Linked DNA regions of Homo sapiens: region 1 is linked to region 2. A link is a loop called in an ENCODE intact Hi-C map of the cell type or tissue named here. Cell type or tissue: MCF 10A. All regions are shown on one strand. Links, peaks and the distances in the headings refer to the core of each region. The heading gives the core; the rest is flanking DNA.

Region 1 (13,079 bases), core at 2,941-10,940, 110 kb after region 2:
CTAAGACAGATCTGTAACTGTCCTTTTGTCTCACAACTTTTCAGATATTAATCTCAAGATGATAGCTTCATGAACTTTTGTAACTCTGGAAGATCATTCAAAAACATTTGGAAATTCTGTATATCTGTGTTATTTCCATTTTAAGTATTTTAAAGAAATTCCTGGGGAAGCCATTTGATTCTAGGATTGGACTCAAGTTTTTAAAGTATTGCTAGTAGTATTATAGTGTTAAATGTTATAGGCTAACATATAATGAACTCTTATTTTGTTCCAGGAAAAATACTGACATAGGTTATCTTATTTTTTCTGCATAGAAACTCTGTGAGGTATTATTATTATTTTGAAAACTTGAGAATTGAAGTTTAAGGGGGATAAGCACCTTGCCCAAAGTGACACAGGTAGTTATTAAAAGAAGTTACTACATGTCTTCTGAGATCCCTCCTTGTTCCACAGTTCGTAGAAGAACATGTTTCCATTTTCTTGCTCTCTGGTAACAAACAAAATGCAAGCAAGTCACCAATGGCCTCGGCTGAATGTTACTTTAAAATGCACTTCATTCTCTACAACACTTATCCTTCCATTGTTAACATCCTTCCCGATCATTCCTATTATACTCCCTGGAAGCACATTTTCTGATAAATATAAAAATGAAAGTCAATATAAAAACAAAATACTTCAATTTCTTCCACATTTTCATAGAGTACTTTCTGAACCATTGTGTATTAGTTGAACTCCAAATGTATCCCGAAAATGGCATTTCCCTTAAACCTTTTTATTGTGGCTACTCATTTTCCTGTCCCATCTTCAATGAAGGGACTAAATCATTTCAGCATTTTTTTTTTTTTGCGGGTCTCCTATTTCTACTTTCAAACACTTCGGTGCAACATTTTGCACAATCTCTTGGAAGTTCATGCTCAGTAATAATACCACCAGCTGTGGGTATTTGTTGTCATAATATAGTGATCATTTCTCCAAAGAGATTGAGGAATATCACACTTGGATAACAGTCATTTGATTCTTCCATTTCTTCTTTTCTAAATTCGTATTGGATTACTTCAATATACATAAATAGGATCTACCAAATACTCTATTAGCATAACTTTTGAAATCATCAACTTTCACTTCAGTTTCACTCTGCTTCTAAAATGATCCTAGGTTGGGCCATGCTCCTTTATCTAGGGCTCTTATACTTATTATCTCAAATTTCAACACCTTGTTTTCGAAATATAACCTATTTGCCTTTCTGGCTATCATTTGTCCCTTAATCTAGGGCATATTTCCTTTGACAACAGTGTGATCTTCTGTGTCATTTCAACCATTTTCATTAGAGCATCTGCATCCTTTGATTTTCACAACATGAAAAAATCAGAGCTCTGAGTATTGGTTAATAAAAACTGTCTCCTTTTCCACTACAACAGCAGAATGCCCACTTTCATAAGGGAAAATACAGAAGAGTCCTTTGAACTGGTACAGTCTACATATAACTTCTGCAGTCTCCTCAGTGGTTCTGAGAAAGAATTTGCTAACTGGTGAACTTTTTTTTTTTTCTATTTCCCCAGTGGCAATTTTAATTATTCACTGTGTCTTCACAGTTGTTTTCCATGATCTTTCAACTTTCATTTTTAGCTGATGTTCTTGCCCAACTACTTCACTTGGAATAAAACAAGATTAGGTTAAAAAGATCTATCAATTTCTTATATTAAAATATGAAGACTCCCATCTGTAGCCACAACGACACTATATTTATTTTTCCATTGTTATCGGTAAAAATGTCTTTCCACTTATGTGCCTGAAATTATTCCCTCCCTTACTTGCCTAGGGGACTTTTTCTATCAATTCTCTCCTTCATTATTTATCCAGAATATAATTATTTAATTCTTACTGTGTAATTAACACATCACTAGATGTTTTGGATATATTGGTGAACAAAATAGAAAAACAATGTTTTATCTTGATAGGTAAATTATAATGGGAAGGAGAGGATAAATACTAAACAATAAATAATAAATAAATACAGATAATAGAATATTAGAAGCTGGCAGTTTTGGAAATAGAGTAAATCACAGTAAAGAAAATCAGGGGTATTTGAAGAGGGCTGAGAAGGTTACAGTATTTAATAGGGTATTATAATTGACTACATTGAGAATGTAAATCTTAAGCAAAAAGATGATTTGATAAAGAATTTATGAAATTATACAGGGATGCATTTCTGGCAGAGGTAACAGCTGGAGAAAAGACACTAAGTTGAAAGCATGCCTGATGAGTTTAAGTAATAGCAAGGGGACTGGGAGTTGCTGGTGTGGGCCAGTTAAAGAGAGAATAATAGGAGTTGATGACAGAGAACATTAGCTTGACAGATTATATAAGACCTTGAGGTCCATCGTAAGGACCTAGGACATTCAAAATTGATAGATTGAGACAAAGAGGAGGAAACAAAAAGATACTAAGGAATAGCAATCAGTGAGACAGGAGAAAAATGAAGAGAATCTTGTATCTTACAAATCAAGAGAAAAAACTATGCCTATGAAGGCTCAGCTGAGTGAAATCCTGATGATCAGTCAAGTAGAATAGGAAACACAAATGTACCATTGCTTTTGGCAATATGAAAGTTGTTAGGGATAGTATCAAAGGCAGTTTCAGTGAAATCATGGGCACAGTCTCAGTTAAATTTAAGAGAGATTGTGAGAAGAGGACTTAAAAACAGTGAGAGGAGACAATGTTTTTGCAGAGTTTTGCTGCAAAGGATAGCAAATAAGTCAGGTAATAGTGGGGAAAGTTTCAAATCAGAGACATATGATCAGCATGTTTGTATCTGAATCAGAATAATTAGAGTGTGAAATATTGAGTATGTAGGAGAAAGCAGAAGGAAAAAATTCTGGTGTTATATCCCTAAGTTGGCAAGAGAAGATGAGACCTGACTCTAAGAAGTGGGAAGGCAGGGAAGTGAATGCAGACTTATGGGTGAATAGGTGTTGTGATTGGTTATGTGGAAGCTCTTTTCAGATTGCTTCAGTTTTCTCAGTGAAACAGCAAGCACAATCAGCAACTGGGACAAAGGTAGGGGTGTGATACTGGAAGCTCGAGGAGAGAGAGCGTGTCAAATACTATTGAGAATGTGGAGGCATGAACATACCAACAATATGTGATGTGACGTCTGCCAGCATTAAAGGTTTGCTTAAAGTCTATTGCTATTAATTTATAGTGACAGCAGTCAGTGTATTTTTTTATTCACCTTTACTTTGCTAGATAGATGCAGATATGAAGTAGACACAGAAGTTGCTGTATTGTTGAATTTAACCATCATTATGGTTTTGCCAAAGAGTTCTGTTTTCATGCTGCTAATAAGACATACCTGAGACTGGGTAATTTAGAAAGGGAAGAGCTTTAATTGACTCACACTTCCACATGGCTGGAGAGCCCTCACAATCATGGCGAAAGGCAATTGAGGAACAAAGTCGCGTCTTACATGGTGGCAGGTGAGAGAGCTTGTGTAGGGGAACTCCCATTTATAAAACCATCAGATCTCCTAAAATTTATTCACTACCACGAGAACAGTATGGAGGAAACTACCCCCATGATTCAATTAACTCCACCTGGCCCTGCCCTTGACACGTGGGAATTATTACAATTCAAGGTGAGTTTTGGTTGGAGACACAGCCAAACCATATCAAGTCCAGTAAAGCAAGAACAGAAAGGAATCAGGGGTACTTCAGGGATTATGATGACTGGCCATGTAATTTGAGAGGGGACATTTTGGGGACAGAAGACCACAAAAAGGAAGAATCTCTGAACCAGAGACTTTAAGGTAGTGGTCGACATTTTTGGCACCAGGGACAGGTTTCGTGGAAGACATTTTTTCTGTGAAGTGGGTAGAGGTGGGGGATGATTTGGGGATGCAATAGTTCCACCTCAGATCATTAGGCATTAGTTAAATTCTCAGAGGGATGCACAACCTAGATCCCTTGCTTGCACAGTTCACAATAGAGTTCATTCTCCTATGAGAATCTAATGCTGCCACTGCTCTGACAGGAGGCAGAGCTTAGGTGGGAATGCTCTCTTGCCTGCTGCTCACCTCCTGCTCTGCAGCCCAGTTCCTAACAGGCATGCACAAATACTGACCCATGGCCAGGGTTAGGGACTCCTACTCTAGTTGACTCAAAGGATGGCTAAGATGGAATTACAAGAGGGAGTGATTGCAAAGTTAGCTGTGTCTGTTCTTACTTCTGTGCCATAGTGAAGTGTTTCCTGGCCATTGCCATATCCTTCATAAGCTTCCACTGATGCCTAGCCCTGTAAGAAAAAAAGTGGATACACATATCCTTCTGTCCTCTGTGTGGTACACTAGGCTTTGATGTCTTACAGCACTTTTAGTGACTCCTTTCAGTTTTTACTTGCTGCTTTCCCATCTTCTTCTCCTGTGATAAATCCAGGAAAGACACGTCTAAATGATAGCCCTCTACCAAAGGCCAAGCTTTCTGTCTTTGTATACTCAGGGTACGTCGTCTTTGAAATACTCAGTATTTGACATACTCAGGGTATGTTGTCTTCCAGGAGGCCTCTTATTTCTATCTGACAATTCACCGTCAGTGTTTTGTTGAATCAGTATAAATCAATCTTACTCATCTCATGTATATGCTTGTCTATCTCTACTTTGATGAATTTCTCAAAATCAGGGCCTGTCTCTTAGTCACTGTATCTATGTACAAGACCTAGCCAATGGCTAGCATAAAATAACGTATCCTAATTAATCAAAAGATCTGTTATCACCTGAAATTCAGCTCCATATCTAATTACATACTTGATCTATCATGACTATTTCCCATTCACCACACGTTTGGAAAATATAACATTGAGCTAATTCATTACTTACCTATCCAGAGAGGCTCACTGCTCTGATGTCCTTCTCCACCACCCCGCTCCCTGCAAGTATTCACAACATTTTCTAAACCACCTATGTTTGGAACTCTGGGTCTTTCTTTCATCTCACTTCTGCATTTTTCAGATCCCTTTACCAAACCTTATAAGTAATTTATATTTCTTTCATCTGGCTTTTGCTGTTTCCAGATCCCTTTACCAAGCCCTATAAACAAATATTTTAAAATGTCTTATTCACTAATTTCTTTATTTTTATTTCTATTGCAGTCACTCTTTTTCTTAGATTCAGAGTCATTTACTCATTCTATAAATTATTTTTAAGCACCTACTAAGAGCCAGAGACCTACTAAGTGCTAGGTGCTGGAGAGAGAGTTTTAAACAAACCACGCAAAGTCTATTCTTTCATGGAGCTTGCATTCTAAATGCCTTAGCAAGAAAGTATAAAATAGTGCTTCTGTGCTATTTAAGAATTTAAAACCGAGTTTGGGATAGAAAGTGACCTGGAGTCTACTTTACATTGAGTGATGGAAGGTTCCCTGAGAAAGTGACATGAAAACTGACCTAAATTAATGACATTCACTGACACCTTTGCTGACTGTTCCACATCTCTTGTATCTCACTCTGTCCTACAGATCTTTCTGCCCTCGCACTTATTTAGTGTATTACATAAGGTAGCCATTGAAAATATGTAACTTGGTATTTTTATCATAATTGTCTCAGGTATATCAACTATGAACTTAGAGTATAAAGTCTCTGAGAGTGAGACTATCACCATCTATACCAACATGCAAAGGAAGGAGCCTCTGAAATGGGAGGTAAAATGTTAGCTTTCCTGTTTTTATACTCAGAATTTTAGTTTTATATTTGTTAATAGAAATTTTAAGATTAATTTAAAAATAGATTCACTTATTCCTAAAACTCTTCATATTTATCACCTGAATATGAATTCCTCCAGCAGTGTTTTTTTTCCACTAATATCACCTACACATTGCTGCTCTCCTTCTATGACTTTTTGAATGCACATAAACTTATTGTTTCATTTCTGAAACGCACTTAAGTCTTCCTGAGGCTATATTCAATAGCAATTAAATTTAACTTGTGTCATACCAATAATACACATAACTCAGTTAAAATGACAATGAACAGCTTTGAATGGGTTCACAGGTCCACAGCAATAGCATGCTTACCACCTGAGTGACTGTGATTGACAGGCACCATACCCAGATTGTAGGATGTGCTCTAATTTTACAGATCTTACATTGAAAGGTTAAAAAAAAATTTATCTTAGAAATGCTAAAATGAAGTAATCTATCCTCAGCTGATGTTCCATGGAAGAGCCCTCTGTAGGAGATTGACAGGTATGCTGAAAAGAGTTTGGGAATGCTGAGTTAAATACAGTTAAATTGGAGTCTCAGGACCTTCCAGAATCTTCAGTATGCAATAGGAACTATGTATTCCAAAAGGATTTATTTTTCAGTGTTTAACTAAGAACCCTTGTTTTCACTGTTCTCAGCCTTTGGAGTTAGTGTTCTATGGGATAAAATTTGGGCACTGATCTGGACAGCAGAAATAATATCCAAAGAAATATAGGTTATTACTTGATCCATAGATAAGAAAATGCAGGATTTTAGTGAGCTGTAAAAGCCTGAAGATCAAGATGTGGACCTGAAGGCCCATCTATTTGAGACATCCACTGGCTGTGGGCCTCTTCCTCTTAAGCTGGCTATAAAATCAATATAGCTCATACCATCTTCCTATTAACATTTCCCCCTGTAGTTAGCTGCATGTCCTAGATTTTCAACATGGTCCAAGTATAAAATACTTTGTCCCATTATCAACTAAGTATCTCATGTGATTTCTTGCAAAGTCAGGTTATTAGAATATAATGTGGGCACGACACACAGAGGCAGAGCCCAACCTCAGCAACCTTTTTCCCCTTGAAATGTTTATTTTCAAAATTATCATACAAAAATTCGAAAGAAAGAACAATAAACATTTGCATAGCTTTCTATTCTCACTTTTACGCTAATGTACTTTGAGTCTAGAGGTAAGGCATTTCAGTGCTCTCATGAATGAAATGATGTAGTTGTGTGATCTTCAGGGATTCATTTGCCTTTAACATTTTGTAAGACCATGTAAGTCATAAGTAATTATAATAATAAAAAATTTAGAAAATATTATCTTTCATTTCTAGCACCATTATTCAAATCTTAGTAACACCACAATGTTTATCTGTGCCTGGCATTTTTCATTTCACATAATTTCTAGTAGCACGAATAAACATTTAACAAGAGATTCCTAGGAGGAAAACTGACCTTCTAAGACTAAAGCCCAAGGGAGTCACAATTAAGGATTTGAAATAATTAGTCTGGTTCTGTAATGTTGTACCTCCTTTTATTCTTACCATTTAGTCTCATTCCGAAAGTTTAACTAACCCTAAGTACATTTATCATTCCAGGAGCGTTATTATACTCTGCGTCTAGCAACATCTTAGGTATCAAATAATTCATCTTGCAAAGTAGAAGCACCTTTTATTTTTCTTCTCTTCCTATATCTCAGTATCTTAATTGCAATGACTCATGAGCTGACTTTTTTTGTTTTTTTCCCGGTTTGCTCACGGTCGTGCTGATGTGTCACAGAACAGTGACTACAACTTCTGCTGTAATTGATGGGAACGAATTCTTCTGGGATGTGTTAATACAGCTGCAGGCAGTAAGGCAAGCAGCGAATGGAAACTAAATGGGTTCAGGAGCTCTAGAGACAATGATGTTGCTGGAGGCGGAGAGGTAGGCAGCCACTAATAACTACAGCTAAACAGTGGGACAAAATCATGCACTAGGTTTGTTTCACCAATCAGTATATATCATATGCATTTGGCAGTTCGGAGTAATTCTTTCTTTCCCAAACCAATTAGCCCTTCACTGTGGTGCTAACTAGTGCATATGTAGCTGCTAGTTAGAATAATCACTAGCATTAGGAGATATACGTAATGTAAATGACGAGTTAATGGGTGCAGCACACCAACATGGCACATGTATACATATGTAACAAACCTGCACGTTGTGGACATGTACCCTAGTACTTAAAGTATAAAAAAAAATGTAAAAAAAAAAAAAAGAATAATCACTAGGCCTTTGATTTTATGTGCCCATGTTAAAGATATAGATTTTCTTTGGTGTTTTGAAGACAAACTATGTCTTTCTTAATCTTGAATACTTTTTCCAAAGACCATGATTCTATTTAGCTTGAAATTAAGATTATTCCTGGCCGGGCGCGGTGGCTCACGCCTGTAATCCCAGCACTTTGGGAGGCAGAAGCGGGTGGATCATGAGGTCAGGAGATCGAGACCATCCTGGCTAACACAGTGAAACCCCGTCTCTACTAAAAATACAAAAATTATCGGGGCTTGGTGGTGGGCGCCTGTAGTCCCAACTACTCGGGAGGCTGAGGCAGAATGGCGTGAACCCTGGAGGCGGAGCTTGCAGTGAGCCGAGATTGCGCCACTGCGCTCCAACCTGGGAGACAGAGTGAGACTCCGTCTCAAAAAACAAAACAAAAAAAAAAGATTATTCTTTACATATTCGTTTGGTGTTCTAAACTTTCTAAACTTGGAACCATATAATTATAGTTTTGGTTCAAACATTTAATTTTGCTGGTTGGGTGTGGTTAATCCCAGCATTTTGGAAGGCCAAGGCAGGAGGATTGCTTGAGACCAGGAGTTTGAGACCAGCCTGGGCAACATAGTAAGACTATGTCTGCAAAATCAATCAATCAATCATTCATCATCATCATAATTTTGCTGATCAGGAGTTTGGTCTAAAAAGAATGAGTTAGTTGCCCAAGATCTCAGCACTGCTTATGGGCAGTCTTCAGGTAAAAGAAAATGATAAGGTTCATCATGGTTAGATTTACCAGCAATTCGGTAAAATATACTGAGAGCTTATAGTGTGTTACGCATAGGACAGGGGTGCAAAGATGAATTTAATTGACACTTGGAAATATACAAACACAAATTATTTCCAGGTATATATTCTTTACCAGTGACATGTACAAAGTGCTGCATGGGAGAAAAAAAATCTTAATTTGGATTGGAGAGTTGGAAGACAATGAAACACATACAGTCAGTGGCAGATATTATTGGTGGAAAAGCAGAAGTCCTGTTGCAGAGTCCTTGCAGACTGTAGTGGCATTTTGTGAACGTATTTATAATCTGAGTTTCACAAATATGTAAAACTACAATTTTCCTACCTGTAATTTGTATTTGTTTCATAGCACAATGAAGAGAAGCCAGAATGTATTTAGATTTTATGTGGAATCTTTAGATATTAAAATCACCTTATTTTCATTTCTCCAAATAGAAATAAATGTTCCATGCTCTTGTCATGGCCAATTTCGCTTACTAAATAACAAAAAACAAAGGCATATTGTTTTTCACAGCCTTGGCTTGACGTTATGTGGGTGACTTCCATGGCTATCTACATATCCTTGGTTTTGATACTAAACATCGTATCGATTACTGTTATTACAAAGATAACTGTATATAAAGGTCCTAGAGTCGTCAAGTCATTATTCATAATTCCTTTAACAGGCATATTTCTTTGTAAATAAAGAATTGGGCATGAAGTTAACTTACATGTCCAGTTGGGAAGAATTTAATGACTCTACCACCATATGGTGTCTGGCATCTTCCTAGAGAGCCACAAGTCACAACATAAAAAATCACTGCACTACAGTGTCAGACATGGATTTCAGCCTCCTGCTGAAATACTCAAGGAGTGTTCAATATTTGTGTCAGCTTTCAGCAGGCATTTTGATGAATATGAATGTAATAGAAATGTCTGAATCTGTGTATGAATCAAATATAAGCCAAATATTAACTGCCTCCTAAGAGAAAATGCTTTGATTATTTTTTCACTTGTTTTTCTGTCTGCCTGGTCATTTCTTGAGGCATCAGACTTCATACTGGTTTAGTGTTGGAGTCTCATTCTTCCGGGGAGGAAGGACAAATTAAGGGGACATATAAAAAATTTTTTTTAAAAGTATCTTAAATCTGTTACTTTTTGAAAGGACAACTATAAAGTTTACTATCTTCCAAAGAGGTCTTAAAATTCATAAAGGAGAGTTTAATTGCAGGATTTATGTTATAATTATGCATAGCCAGAAAGTCATGAAGCAATACTAAACATTCCTCACATGCTGTCAAGTCCACTGTCTTCAAAATAATTGTAATGTAAACGGTTATGTCTGACCAAAAGGTAAAGCGTCCTCACATCTCATGTAAATTAAATGTTTCAGAGGTTAGAGAATGACAAACCTGCTCTTCACCCCCTATTTAGAGAAATAAGGGTAGTTTAAGTTGGGCATAATAATGTAGATAAAGTAATACAAATAAAACAACAAAGTTATCCAGTTATTTTGTTGTGGACATTGTGGCTCCAGAACTTTTATTAACTGCTCACTGGTATACAATGGCTTCATTAAGTGCTATTATCAGGTTTTAAAAGAGTGTCTTTACAACCTTATGTTATTCAAAAACTTGGGAGAACTTCTTTAGACTGTAAGTCTTCAGGGAGAAATGATTTTTTCAAAAGAAAAATACATGAAAAGTACCTAGGTTTATATTTCTCTGGCCATAATTGACCAGCTACGGTTTTAGAGATCAATTTGTGGCTTGTGTGTTTATATCTGTCCCTTTAGACATTGTAAATTTTTATACAAAAGAGTAGCTGCAAATGTTCTCCTTCCCAACTGACAAAAGAAGAAGAAGAAATAAATAAATAATACCGTTAACATGAAAGAGTTCATAGGTGGTGTGGAATTTCAATAGGAAACCTAAGCCTGGATTAAAGGGCTTGATACATATACACTTGGATTTCTCATATGTAAAATAAAGGATTACATTAAATAACCTTCTAATTTTAACTTTCGTTACTTCATGATTCATAATATTGATTCTTAAGAATCATTTCTCTTTGTTTTTTTTTTTGGATAAATAAATGCCTTGCATGTAAGTATAAAAAATACTCTGAATCAGTCACCAATTGTTCTTCTTCAGTAACTATGGTTTCCTATATACTTGTTAAAATGTTCTATCCTCTTACTATTGCCAATTTCACTTACTAAATAATATAAAAAAGAAAAAAACACTGTTTTTTATACCTTTGTCAATAAATTATGGACGTCCATGGTTGTCTACGTATGTGGCTGTCCACATATAGTAAATACATATTTTATGTATTCTAATTAATGTAGTTCACATTTTTATATGCCCCAAGCACTCACGTGCCTTATGTTCAGTTGGGAAGGCAAGTCATGTAGAATCATACTACCAAACTCTACTTCTGTATTAAATAGGACCCTATACATTCTAATTATGATACTTTTACTATCGATGGAGAGAGAGAGAGAGAGAGGGAGAGAGAGAGAGATTCTACGTTGAATAGAAGACATCATCAGGCAAGATGATATTAAATCCCTTTGAAGATTATTTTTCTATCGGTAGTGGGTTGAGTGGTAGTCCTCCAAGAGATATTTTCACGTGGAACATGCAAATGTGACTTTTTTTTAGAATAAGGATCTTTGCAGATGTGATTAAATAAATATATTGAAAGAGAAAATCCTGATTAATTAGAGTGAGCCCTCAATCCAATGTAAAATATCCTTAGAAAAGAAGAGAAGGGGAGAAGATACATGAGAAAGGACGTCTGACAATGGAAGCAGAAACTTGGGTAATGCAGCCCCAGGAACATCTGGAGCCATCAGAATTTGCAAGAGGCAAGGAAGGATTCTTTCCTAGAGCCCTCAGGGGGAGTAAGGGGCCTCTTGACATCTGGGTTTAGGAGCTCTGGTCACCGAATCTATGAGAAGAGACATTTAGGTTGTTTTAAGCTATCAGTTTGTTATGGCAGCCCCAGTAAACTAATACACTATCATTGTCATAAACTTTATAAAACCAGGACTAATACATACATGGAAAGCTGAATCCATTTAGGAACTATATAGCACATTCAAACTGAGAAATTCAAGAGAAGGTAACAAAGTGACTCTTTACAAATGTGAGGTCAGGATACAGGACAGCGAAAGTGGTAGTGTGGTAAGGGTGCTTGCTAGGGCTGTCATAACCAAACATCACAGGCTATGTAGCTTAAACAACAGGAATTTATTTTCTCACAGTTCTGGAAGCTGGAAGTCCAAGACCAAGGTGCTGGCAGGGTTGGTGTCTCCCAAGGCCTCCTCCTGGGTTGCAGATGGCCACCTGCTCACTGTGACCTCATATAGCCTATTCTCTTTGCACTGCATACGTGGTCTCTCATACATGTCCTAATCTTCTCTTCTTGTTAGGTGGGTGCAAAAGTAATTGCGTTTTTTGCCATTGTATAGAGACACCAGTCAGACTGGATTAGGGCCCATAATAAGAGCCTCCTTTTCACGTAATTACCTCTTTGAGGGCCCTATCTCCATATACAGCCACATTCTAATGCACTGGGGGAATAGAGCTTTAACATATGAATTTAGAGGAGTTACAATTTAGTTCATAACATTGCTCTTAGCAAGGCCCCAAAGGGTGAGAACAGGATGAAATTATTTGAACCCAAAGACACAGAAGGCTTTGTGGAGAGGGTTGCCTTCTAGGAGCTGCCAGCTTTGATGGAGAGATAACAGCAAAGCCACAGAGGAAGGCAAGCTAGAGAGTCAATTCTTCTCTTCCTTAATTCATCTCAGGGCAAGAAACACCACCTCGATAAGACATACACAGCAGGCTTCCAGTGCCCAGAGCAAGGCTGAGAAGGATGGAGAGAGAGTCTGAGGTGGCCAATGGAAGACACTTAGCAAAACTGAACATTGAAAATCATTTCATGGAGACCACTTTAGCCAACTCTGCAGCCTGAATGTGTTAGCAAAATGGGTCTGGAGTAACAAAATACATCTTACCAACTCTTACTATAACTGAGGAGTTCATGAAAATGGTCTAGAAGAATAAAGTACATGTTGACAACTCATTATAACTGAGGAGTTAATAAAAACAACATAAATTTGTATAATATGATCTCAAAATTATAGGCATGCCCTGGAAGTTCTAAAAATCTTAATTCTTACTAAATTATGTTTTGTATTTTCAATTGAAGTGTATGTATTTATGTCTTCATAAACACTATGTGGTTTAGAACATCACAGATGTTGACAGGCATTCTAAGATTTAAGCG
Region 2 (13,079 bases), core at 2,670-10,669:
GGTGGTTGTTAGCTTGTCTGAAAAATAAATTATATTAAAATAATTATTACCTATTTTAAACTAATTACCAGGAATTTATTGTATATTCATTCTGTATAATAATTAACCTAAGAATTTTAAAAGTTATTACGCATTATTAGTGTCCATTTAGAAGTATGTCATTTGTATTTGGATTTAAAAATAAATCTTTTATGTTTTTGATGATTTTTAGAGTTGTAGCACAGAGGTTTTTAGATTTTTAACTCCTCTTTTATTTTCTAACTAAAGAAGACAAGGTTATTCAATGATCAATAACTAAATGCGAGGATTCATTAATCTCATAATGACCATAGACGTAAATGTTCCAGGTTAATTTGATGTTATATGAAAGAGAAGCGTGGGATATGCTTAGACCATGGGCTTTGGAATCAGGAGGAATTGCTTTTGATTTCTGAGTTTGACACTTAGTACCTGTGTGACCCTGGGCATGTTACTTATTATTTAATTTATTCTTTCAAATAGAAAAGTATTACGACCTCTCTACAAAATCATTCTGATAATTGAAATAGGTCATGTTTGTAAAATATAGTACCTGGCTAAAGAGGATGCCTTAAAAAATAAGACTTCAAGTCTTATAAAAATTGTCATGATTACTATACCAAAAGTAATATCTTCATAGTTTCATAATTATGAAGTTTGAAATTGTAGCTTGAAAGATGGGATGAAGAAAATGCTGGAATAGAGTAGTTAACATAAAGTCTGAATTCTCCTTTCCAAAGTGAAATATATTCTGAAAGTGGTCTTTCTTTATCTCACCCTTAGTGACCTCCCAAGTGCCATAGCTTCATCACCAAGGCACCATGATTTGGAGCCGTTTATGGAGATGTCACACACACACACACACACACACACACACACACACACACTCATATATCTCTCATATGTAACACACACACTCATATATCTCTCATATGTAACACACACACACTCATATATCTCTCATATATATTTGTATATAAAGTTTAAAATATGAAAGGAACATTGAAATTGGAAATGTATATCCTTGGCATAAGTGATGAGGCATTAGGAACATTGTAATATTACGAATTATGTTATTCCTAACCAATATAAGCTTCTTACAACTTGATATGAAGACTGAATGCCTCAGAAATAGCTGCAAGAAAAAAATGTATATTTTCCTAGGTGATAGAGTTTGATGATCACTAAGTTGTATTTTTAAAAGTGCCATAAACACTGACCTGAAGTTGTTGCAGGGCTTACTGTAGAAAAATTCTCCAAAGATGCTGGAATAACGTAAAGTTGATTTAACACATGAGTTTATGATATAAATACATTACAAAACATTGAGTACACCTTGAATATTCATTCAAAGGGCATCTGATCCTTTGGAGTTCCTATTTTATCCTCTGCCATGCTAAGCCTTCCTATTCATTATTTGGTTGTAATACATTTGATAAATTTCCAGAGTCTGCATATTCTCTCTATGCAGTTTACTTATGCAAAAAGTTTGCTTTATTTTATATCTATTTAAGAAAGATATCCGTTTATTAATCATAGTTCTATAGAATAATTTACATTTGAGCCAACTAATATAACATGATACGCCACATCTTGGCATACCTAGAACCACTTGTTTTACACTAAAACATATGAAGGTAACAATTGCAAAACAATCTTTCACATAATGAATATTTCCTTGGAACTAAGTGGTATATAAGTAAAAAGTGCTTTGCACATAGAAGACAAAAGCTGGCAATTTTCTTCAAACTTTAACATGTTTGATAGTTTTAAAAGGATAGACTCACCTATGCAAGATATAAAGGAAATCAAAGCATATCTCATGAAAAGTCATGTGGTGAATTTGTTTTTATTCAAGACTATATTGATGATAAGTGGGCTAAGAAGTATATTCGTTTCTACTAACTAGGTGGTTTATTTCAGCATTTCATCATTTTTGAATTGTGTTGGTTCTATAAAACCTATTGAAGTTTTGTAAATGATACATGGTAGAGTGTTGACACTGAAGATAAAATAAAATTTATGTGACTTTTCATAAATAATATGGTTAAATTTTTTATGTTTGACAGTGTATTATACACAACTTCAAGATATCTATGTAATTCTTAACTAAATTTAAAACTATAAATTTGAAAATTCACATGATACAAATGGATATTAAACTGAAATACCTACAATTAACTTGGTACCGTGTTTATAAATGTGTTTTAACACAATTCAACAAGTTAAATGTAACTTCTACTTGTTGAGAATATTCTTGGGCTGATGTTGTAAAACAGTTTATTACATTTGTGATACTAATTCTAAATTAACTCAAAGGATATGGTTTCATTGAATAAACATTTAATTTTAAAAATCACAAACTCTCTTCCCCCAGATGATCCAAATATAGGAAATCGTGAAAAAAAGTTTCAGCATATCTGTCAATTTGCTTGCCAGAACAGACCATCAGAAACCAATGCACATTCAAATAGAGATAGTAAGATGACAACTTTGGGGCCTGTTGGAGGATGGGCGGTGGGAGGAGGCAGAGAATGAGGAGAAATAACTAACAGGTGCTAGGCTTAATAACTGGGTGATAAAATAATCTATACAACAAACTCCCATGACACAAGTTTACCTATATAACAAACCTGTATATGTACCCTGAAAAGTTAAAAAATAAAAAATGAAAATATTCATTTTTCCATGCCAAAAAAGAAAAATGACTATGAAAAAAATCAACTAAAATTGTTCAAAGATAAAAACATTACAAACAAACTAGTATAAAGGTTAAGAGGGCAGACATTAGGATCAGACCACAGAGGTCAGAATGCCTAAGTCTAAATGACTGTGTGAAAAAGGCCATTTACCAAAAGTATCTGTGTTTTGGTCTTCTCCCTGATTGGGGGATAGTAATGACATCACATAAGAGGATTAATGTAGAGAGTAAAAATGTTGATAGATAAACCACCTGTTCTAGCTAATAATAGCCAGTAGTAGTTTTCAGCTCATCTGAATCAAAGATTTAAAATAGACAGTCTCTGCTCAAACAGCTGTGACATGCGTCCAAACCATCAGTAGAGGAAGGACTAAGAATTTATCTTCTTGCTGAACAGCAGCTGCAACATGTTGCAGGAGACTCAATCAAAGAGGAAACTATGCTTGATGAAACAATGCTCTGAAGAGAAGCAACTAGAGATCTACAATCTCATATCTACTATTAGAAAATAAACAAAGAAAACTCCTGGATGTTTTTATGTATTTGATTTAGAGGCAAACATACCGATTGATCTCATTTTGTAGCAAAAATTAGTTGAACTAATTAAATAGTTAGGCTATTTAGAGTTTCTCTTTATTCCCCTCGGTGTAGATATTTATGTATTGGCTAACTTTCTAACATCCAAAAATTTCTGAATTCCAAAATGTATTTGGTCCCAAGGTTTATGGGTAAGGGATTGAATCTGGATGACCTTGGCAAATTACTACTGTTCTCAACAATACTCAATAAGGACACTGTGTTTGTTGAATTGAATTGAATGAAGGATAATTAGAATGGAAAATTTGGAACAATCTAAGCATTTACAATCGTATTTTTTATTATTTTTGATGTTCCATATTTCTTCTTTTTTGGTTTATTCTTATGTTAAAATTATTTATCATTTTAAAAATTAATACTTAATTTTTATAAATAGGTAACTGGAAGGGATCAAACTCATTGACTCTACTTTTTTCTTCTTTTTTTAGCTCCTCAATTAGAAATCGGACCTTGCCACTGGATTTTACAATCTAACAATGTCTAGAGAGAGTTCCTGAAGTCAGGGTGTGCTTGAACGGTGCAAAGAATGCGTAAGACCCACAAACTTCTGTGCATGCCAACACTCTCAGAATCTCCTTGGAATGCATAAGACCCACAAACTTCTGTGCATGCCAACACTCTCAGAATCTCCTTGGAATGCATAAGACCCACAAACTTCTGTGCATGCCAACACTCTCAGAATCTCCTTGGAATGCATAAGACCCACAAACTTCTGTGCATGCCAACACTCTCAGAATCTCCTTGGAATGCATAATACCCACAAACTTCTGTGCATGCCAACACTCTCAGAATCTCCTTGATATTTGGTATTTTATAAACTTTTTCTCATTGATAAGTTTCTTCAAATGCGGTTTCTTCAGATTTCACTTTTCTCATGTAAATGTGTCACCTCAGGCAATAAGACATGTTCCTAAGGTCAAGCATGATTCCACTTCCTCCCTGGTATATTGCTAGAATTTTAATTTCATAGCTTAATGATTCAAAGAAATCAAATAATGTTCACACATACCTAGGATATCAACGCTGTTCAAATCAATATGGAAAGTGACCAGTTGGCTGGATTTATTTGCTTCAAGGCCTTGAATCAGTTCTTCTTTTACATTTTCATCTGACACCCACTGGGCAAAGAAAAGGTCAAATACGACTATAATGCTGCCATTTCTGCAAAGCAAAAGAGGATATAAGAGGAAAAAGTCAGCCATCTTCCACTGATTTGTGTTCAATTCATGTTAAATGTCTTTGAAATTCTCTATAGTTATCATCTTGCTAATTCTCATTATACCTGTGTAAGGTAGTCACTTCAAATCTTATCTTTATTTCATGAGGGAAAGAAAAAGTGAATTGAAAGACTAAATGCTTTTTTGAGAAGAGAAACTCCAAAGTAGATGCAAAATTGAAATCTGAGTTTTCTGAGTTCCACGTTCAAGTACTCATCCCCAGGCCAGGATGTTCCTGAGACCCTTGTGTTAAAATCACGTGGTCTCTTTGCACTTACTCTGATTTTACTGTTTGGAGAAAAGAAGGGTATGGATTTGTAGTTTTTCATGGATAATTTCTAAGTTGGGGGAAATCTAAGGTAGTTTCACTGGTTTCAAAGAAAATTTTTCTACATAGTTTTAAAAGGCCTGATAGCAAGCTTATGGCAACTAATCTATATCTCCCTCTTCTTCTCTATTTTGCTTAATATAAAATATCAAAATATGCCCTGATTTCAAGGGATAGAAAGAAAACAAGGGTATCTGGGTCTATTAGGGATTCACAAGAAATTCAATCTCAGGTCCATGAGTCGGGATTGTCTTGCCTGCATGATCTCCAAACATAGCATTAGAGTTCAGCCATATAGCCCTAATCATCTTCCCCCTTGATTTTATCCCCTGCTCTGTACCATGCATTTTAAAAGGTAACTTTTTTTCAGTGTAAAGAAAGAGAAAAATGAATAAATTTTTGGTGAATAGGGATACTTGGGAGATTTTTGCCCTCCTGCTTACATTTCTATTTGCCATATGCTATCATTTTAGGGTATGACCACTTGGGAGACAAACTATAGCTCTGATATTTATTCTATACCCCTCAATAAACTCTAGGCACTCACGGTATACTTGGCTGCTTAAGACACAGACTAGGGCAAACTAAATTTTGCATGATATGTTTGCTGGTTTTGAATTATGGGAGTTATATATTCTTGTGATATATGTAAGTTTATGAGCTTGTTGAAGGATTTTCTCAAGTCCAGTAGAATTCTTTATTTATCTCTCCATCTATCTATCTTGATAGAACCTACAGTAAATGTTATTTTTTCTTCCATGACTGGATATAGAACTAGAATATTCCTGAAAGATCACAGTAGATCAGCATCTCCACTAGGGGGAGTATATTCCTTCTTCGTGTCCATGGCACTATTCAGTTTCACAGTAATTCATTTCCAGGAAGCTGGTCTTTCATTTTTAAAATGAACAAGATGATATAATATTTTTGATATAATATTTTTATAATTCACATGTATTAAATAAATTATATAAAATGATAGAAGGTTTAACTTTCTAATCATTTGCTTAAATTATAGTAGCCAAATCTTGTAAATGAGAAGGTTCCCTAGTAACTGTTTAGTTCAGGGTTTCCCAAACTTACCCATACATGAAATCACTGTTGTCCTTGGTAATGATACATTTCGTCACAGACACTACCTTTCATCTACTTTTCCACACTTGTGCTGGCTGGCTAACCCCTAATTTTACTGGAGAATAAGCCTCCATTTTTTTTAGGAAAGGTGGCATCTTCTTTAACCATTCTTTATACCAAACATGGTTTTATTCGTGGGTGTATTACCTGGCCTTGGTCAACAGAATCTGAAGGGAAGACTAATGGAAACTTCTGGAAAACTTTTTTATATCTAATAAAAGAACAGCTCACAGTAGATTACCACCCTTCGTTGTTGAACATTATTAGGTCTACATAATTTGCTGAAACTGCCACATCTACCTTGAGACCATGAGTGAGGCCATGGTTGATAAGCCAAAGATAGCGTAGCAGAAGAAGGAAAGTACCCAAAGCCCTGACTATGTCATTGTCATTGTACTACTGAATTAACTTCCTTTAAAACCTCTAGATTTCTTGTGATGTCAGATAATAAACACTTTTTTTTTTTGAGATGGAGTCTCTCTCTGGGGCCAGGCTGGAGTGCAGCGGCACGATCTCCGCTCACTGCAACCTTCGCCTCCCGGGTTCAAGCAATTCTCCTGCCTTAGCCTCCTGAGTAGCTGGGACTACAGGTGCCCGACACCATGCCCACCTAATTTTTTGTATTTTTAATAGAGATGGGGTTTCACCATGTTGGCCAGGATGGTCTCGATCTCCTGACCTCATGATCCTCCTGCCTTGGCCTCCCAAAGTGCTGGGATTACAGGCATGAGCCACCATGCCTGGCCAATAAACACTTATTTTTAAGGCACTTTTAGTCATGCATTCTGTTAATGGGAATTTTGAAAATTCTAACAAGCATACAACTGTCAGCCCCTATTCCATGTTTATATGAACAGAAGGTAATTACTCTATTTTTGAAGCTGAATATTGGCCAATATTTTCATTTTAGCAATGAGGACACTGAGGCTTAGAGTAATGTAGGTAACTTTGCCTAGGGTTATACAGCTTATTAGTGTCAGAGATAGAAAAGAAACCTAGGGAATCTGTTTCCCTAATGTGTTTTTATATAATTCCCATCCCCCCACACTCAACAACACTTTTATCAATTCTATTCTGAACTATTTATCAGCAGGAAAGAGGCTACAGCACATTTACCCTAAAGGCATGTCCAGGTATTTTATTCTGTTGCATAGTTAGCAGAATTTTATATACAAATAGATGAAAAAAACAGCTGGTTGGATATTTTTGGGGAGAAGGGAAAGATATTTATTTCTGCAATACTTCCAAAAGATAGAGCACTGCCTTTTTTCCTCCTCCTCTTCTTCCTTCTTCTTTTCCTCCTACTCCTTTTTCTTTTTTACATTATGTCTTCCTAATCAACCTCACTTTCCAAGATAGTTAAATGGACAGGATTGATTGTGGTTAAAATGAAGTGAGAGTGAACAATATTAATTATTTTCTCTCTCTCCAATCCCCCATCTTCATTTTATCTTTGGTTGCAGACCAGAAAACTTAAATTCTGATTAAATCTGTTTTATTTCTATGTAATTTCACCGGTTCAATTTGACTGAACACTTGCTTTCATTTTATTTGAGTTACGGAGTAAAAGAGGTAAGGTATTTTGGGCAAAGAAAATACAAATCTGGAATTTTGCTTCACTGAGTTGAAAGTAACTGGATTAGTTCATCCTCAGGCATAAAACATTTTTCTTTGAAAGGTGTGTTCTCTTAGTTGTGAATTATGCATTACATTTAATAATTTATACTTTGCAAGGATAGGAGTTGCATATCCTATATCCACATAAAGTTGTAGCCTTTAAAATTTATTTTCTTATTTAGTGGAAATGTTGAGATGAGAGAGATAAAGCAGAAATAAAAAAAGTTGTAATAATCATTTGTGATTCACCTCATAAGAAAGCTGAAGCTGTTTAGTTGTTTAGTAATGAAATGAGAATTCTTCCTTTAGGTTAAAAAAAATGACCATTTTCATTTCAAAGTACTAGTCCTTGTAAAATAACAGTTTTTCTCTAAGGCAGAGAAATCCTACTATGGTACAGAAAGCTTGAGTATAATAGAGCAAAATATTAGTTATCTCATATATTCCTTAATGATATTGGTAACCTTTAGGGCTGCTGAGTAAACAAGTCTTTCCTTTCCTAACTTTGTGGCTTATCTGTGCTCAAAGGGCAAAAGAAACTGCATGTTGCCACAAAGGGTAAATAGTTCTTTATTAAAATAATCAAATGCTAAATGTTCTGGTGAAAGCACTTTCCACAAAGCAGAATGAATGAAAGTATTCCCCAAATAGACCAAACCATTGGCTTACCCTGAAGAGTAGCTACACACACACACACATACACACACACACACACACACACACACACACACACACACGCACACACACCCCAAAATCATACAAGTTAGTAAGTGGCAGAGATTGGCATTAAATATTGTGAAAGTAAGAGAAAATAGTTCAATGACTAAATCTAGTATTGGAGTGCTAGAATTTGATCATATACACATACATGGTGTGAGTTTAATTAAAATCTATAACAAAAATGTAAATAGGTATTTTAAAGGATTTATAGATATACAGTTGACGTAGGTACTGTTAGGTGAGAACTCAGTTATTTCTGTTTCTGATTTTATCAATTGGATTTTTAAATTAAAATAATTTATAAAGTTAATAATGAGTCTTCTACTGTTTCCTATGAGTGGAATACGTATATTTGTAGGTGATTATTTAAGGTAAAGTAATCCTAAGTGTTTCATTGTTACTCTCTCTCCTGCTCCTGATTTCCTTTTTCTATCCTCCTCTTCTAGGTCTCCCAAAAGAGCAACAATGTGATTTATCTAACAGACGTTTTTATGAAATTCCTTTGCATTGCACTTTTCAAAAACTCACTTCTGATTTAATGGCAGCTCAGCTACCACCAGAGGGAAGTATCTCTACACTGATGAAGTACATTATTTGACAGTCATTATAAAATATTTGTCAAGGTCTGGGCACGGTACTGGCCTCCTAGGTAGCTATAAAGGAGGGGAAACAAACAATCCCTAAGCTCAAATAATTTACAGTTTCATATGTGGTGATTTTGTCATCTAGAGAAATAAAAGATTACTTACTAAATATCAGAAAAATTTGGGATTTTGGTAGCCCACCAGGCCTATATATAAAAGTCTATATTCATCAAATTTTCCCAACCTAATGTAAGTGAAGTTATCCAGCATGTTGTAGACATGTAAACATAAAGGGTTCCATTAGCAAAACTATTCTGATAAACTCTGCAATGGACACTGTGCTTTCTGTATGGATTTCACTAGGCAAAGCCCAATTCAAGAGAGGCAGGCACCTAGAATACCTCTCCTTAAAGGAGGTTAAAGCCTTTTGGAAATAAATCTGAATTGATGCTTTACTGCAGCTCTCCAGACTCAATCCTCTACAAAACTAGAAAAGAGAAATTCGTTTCATTCACCACAACGTAGACAAATAGCTTAAAGTGAACCAACAAAAAATAAAACTTTCCCGTGTAATGTTACACTCACAAAATAAAGACTAAGTACGCATTTTTATTAGCATTTTGAAAAAGTTAAAATAATTAACCTTTCCTGCATGTCTGTGTTTCTCCTTTTAGTTCTGATATTGGACCAATGAAAGAGGCTAAGAGATTATACACTCTGGAAACAGAGGGAAGGGACTATGTACTGTAGGTAGGAAGGAAGACAGCAGATGGGTGTAGGGGCAGCTCCTGGGATTAAGATGTCAGAAATATGCAATAGAGTAAAGAATGATATGATAGATAAGGAAATAAAGAAAATAAAGACAAGAGAAAGAAAGAAAGAAGAAAAAAAGAGAAAGAGAAAGAAAGAAAGATGGAAGGAAGGAAAGAAAGACAAGAGAAAGAAAAGAAAAAGAAAGAAAGGAAAGAAGGAAGGAAGGAAAGAAAGAAAAGAAAAAAAGAAAGGAGGGAGGGAGGCAGGGAGGGAAGGAAGAAGTAAATTAAGGAAGGAAGGAAGGAAGGGAGGAAGATTAAACCTTTTTGCATAAAAAGATAAAGCTTTCATTGTGTCTGTATTTGATAAGATTAAAAATTCACCTCTGATTTAATAGTAGCACAGCTACCACCAGGGGAAACCATCTCTACACTGATGAAGTATATTATTTGAGAATCATTATAAAATATTTATCAAGGTTTGAGCACTGTACTGGCCTCCTTGGTAGTTATAAAGAGGGGAAAGAAATAATTCCTAAACTCAAATAATTTACAATTTTAAATATAGTGAATTTGCCACTTAGAGAAATAAAAGATTATTTACTAAATATCAAAGAAAAATTCTGCGATTTTCATAGCCTACCAGGCCTATATATAAAAGTCTATGTTCATCAGGTTTTGTTCCAACAGGAGATGGGAAGGCACTGAGGTTTCTTTTGACCATTAAATAAGCTTCATTTGACCTTCTGCCATTGTTTTTCTAAGCATAATCTCTTTTACCTTTGATTTGACTTTCCTACCTCTTTTTGGTCACTAAAACTAAGGATTCTGTTACTGATGTCAGAACTTTTGTGATGATCCGATACCAATTATTTTGTCCTTAGGATCTTTGATTCAGTTGTTCCTTACCTGAGATGTGAGACTAACCTTTCTATAAAGTCAGGCTCACTGTGTATCTCCAATGTCCTACCAGTCCCCTATGACTTTAATTTGGCACGAGTTCATTGTCACACTCTTAGGTTTATATTTAGCACATTCATGATGTCTCAACATCTTCTTAGTAGCCCTCAATGCCAGCTCTATTATATCCTCAACATGCTACGTTATTTTTTATCTTTATCCGAAATGGCTTTCCTTGTCTTCTCCACTCAAGTAGTCCCTATCTATGCCTTTCAGACACTGTCCCACATTTTTCATAAAACTTTCCATGACCCACCCTTTCAAGTCAAGGGACTCCTTCACACAGTAACATGCCTGTGCTTTTGGAGAACTATTTAAGAATTCTCAAGTTAGTTTATTTCTTGTAACAAAAAGTTAAAGCCATGGTAACTGTATAATTATTTTTATAGCCATAGGATGAAGATTAAATGAAAAGATGCTAATCTCTAACATAATATTAATAGGATGAAGATTAAATGAAAAAATGATAACCTCTAACATAATATTCATTATGTTAATAACAGCTGCTAAATAATTTTTCATTCATTTGCTAAGACTTTATAGAATACATATGCTGTGGTGGGCATTAGTTAGGTTCTGAAAATACAGGTATCAAAGATACATTCTCTGCCCTAAGAGAGCTCCTAGCCTAGTAAGGAGATAGACAAATCAACAATTATGCTATAGTGTGAGAATTGTACTTTAAATGTAGATACATGGTGCTAAATGCACAGGGGGAAGAAGTACCTAAACCAGACTAGAGTGTCAGTTAAGTGTCCCAGGGAAGGCGACATGGACTGGTTCTTAATGGGTTGTGAGGATGGAATATAAGAAAGGATGCAATAATAAGGAGAGAAAATGAGAGTGCCAGTATATTAATCCATTTTTACACTACTATAAAGAAATACCTGAGACTGGGTAATTTATAAAATAAAGAAGTTTAATTGGCTTACAGTTCCACATGGCTGGGGAGGCCTCAGAAACTTACAATCAGGTTGGAAGCCTAAGGGGAAGCAAGGACCTTCTTCACGTGGTGGCAGAAGAGAGAAGAGTGTGAAGGGGGAAGAAGCCCTTATGAAACCATCAGATCTCATAAGAACTCACACACTGTCATGAGAACAGCATGTGGGAAACTGCCTTCATGACCCAATCACCTCACACCAGGTACCTCTCTCAACATGTAGGGATTACAATTGGAGATGAGATTTGTGTGGGGACACAGAGCCAAACCATATCATTCTGCTTCAGGCCCCTCCCAAATCTCATGCCCTCACATTTCAGAACACAATCATGCCTTCCCAACAGTCCCTCAAAGTTTTAACTCATTTCAGCATTAATTCAAAAGTCCAAAGTCCAAAGTCTCATCTGAGACTAGACAAGGCTCTTCTGCCTATGAGTATGTAAAATCAAAAACAAGTTCATTACTTCCAAGATACAAAGGGGTTACAAGCACTGAATAAATGCTACCATTCCAAATGGAAAAAAATTTGGACAAAACAAAGGGGCTACAGGCCCCATGCAACTCCAAAATCCAGCAGGGCAGTCATTAAATCTTAAAGCTCCAAAATAATCTCCTTTGACTCCATGTCTCACATCCACGGCATGCTAATGCAAGGGGTGGGCTCTGACGGTCTTGGGCAGCTCCACCCTAGTGGCTTTGAAGCATACAGCTCCCCTACCCCCACTGGCTGCTTTCACAGCTGGCATTGAGTGTCTGCAGTTTTTCCAGGCACACGGTGTGAGATGTCAGTGGATCTACCATTCTGTGGTCTGGAGGACGGTGGCTGTCTTCTCCAGAGTCAGCCCAGGGGGGACTCTGTGTGGGGGCTCTAGCCACACATTTTCCTTCTGCACTGCTCTAGCAGAAGTTCTCCATGAGAGTTCTGCCCCTGCAGCAGACTTCTGCCTACATATCCAGATGTTTCCATACATCCTCTGAAATCTAGGCAGAGGTTCCCAAACTTTAATTCTTGACTTCTGTGTACCTGCGGGCCCACGTGGAAGTTGCCAAAGTGTAGAGCTTGCACCCTCTTAAGCAATGGCCTGACCTGTACACTGGGCCCTTTTAGCCATGGCTGGAGCTGGAGTGGCTGGGACGCAGGGCACCAAGCCCCAAGGCTGTACACAGCAGTGGGGTCCTGGGCCCCATCCACAAACCATTTTTCCTCCTAGGCCTCCAGGCCTGTGATGGGAGGTCCTGCTATGAAGAACTCTGACATGCCACGGAGACATGTTCACCATTGTCTTGGCGAATAACATTTGACTCCTCATTACTTATGCAAATTTCTGTAGCTGGCTTCAATTTGTCCCCAGGAAATGGGTTTTTCTTTCTGCCACATAGTTAGCCTGCAAATTTTCCAAACTTTTATACTCTGTCACCTGTTGAAAATTTTGCTGTTTAGAAATTTCTCCTGCCAGATACCTTAAATCATCACTCTCAAGTTCAAAATTCCACAGATCTCTAGGGCAGGG

Evidence for each region. A loop is a pair of places that touch in the nucleus more often than their neighbours do. Peaks named below come from ENCODE experiments on the same cell type or tissue, not always from the same donor. Only the 100,000 strongest peaks of a DNase experiment are listed, where the experiment ranks them.
Region 1: a loop joins it to region 2, with 3 times the contacts of the local background. A loop is called at or near these places in 4 of 110 quality-filtered maps.

The regions. Positions count from the first base shown.
Region 1 is chr21:18,486,113-18,499,191 of GRCh38, forward strand. No RefSeq gene overlaps it. Among named protein-coding and RNA genes, the nearest start is that of TMPRSS15, 89 kb to the left of the region's middle. In MCF 10A, for the core only: no CTCF peak of the experiment used is centred there; a DNase peak (open chromatin) is centred at 7,549.
Region 2 is chr21:18,379,302-18,392,380 of GRCh38, forward strand. It overlaps TMPRSS15 (transmembrane serine protease 15), which reads right to left. Exons shown (of 25, transcript NM_002772.3): 4 at 4,326-4,477; 5 at 1-17. Among named protein-coding and RNA genes, the nearest start is that of TMPRSS15, 18 kb to the right of the region's middle. In MCF 10A, for the core only: CTCF peaks have their summits at 5,677 (motif pointing right) and 8,888 (motif pointing right); no DNase peak of the experiment used is centred there.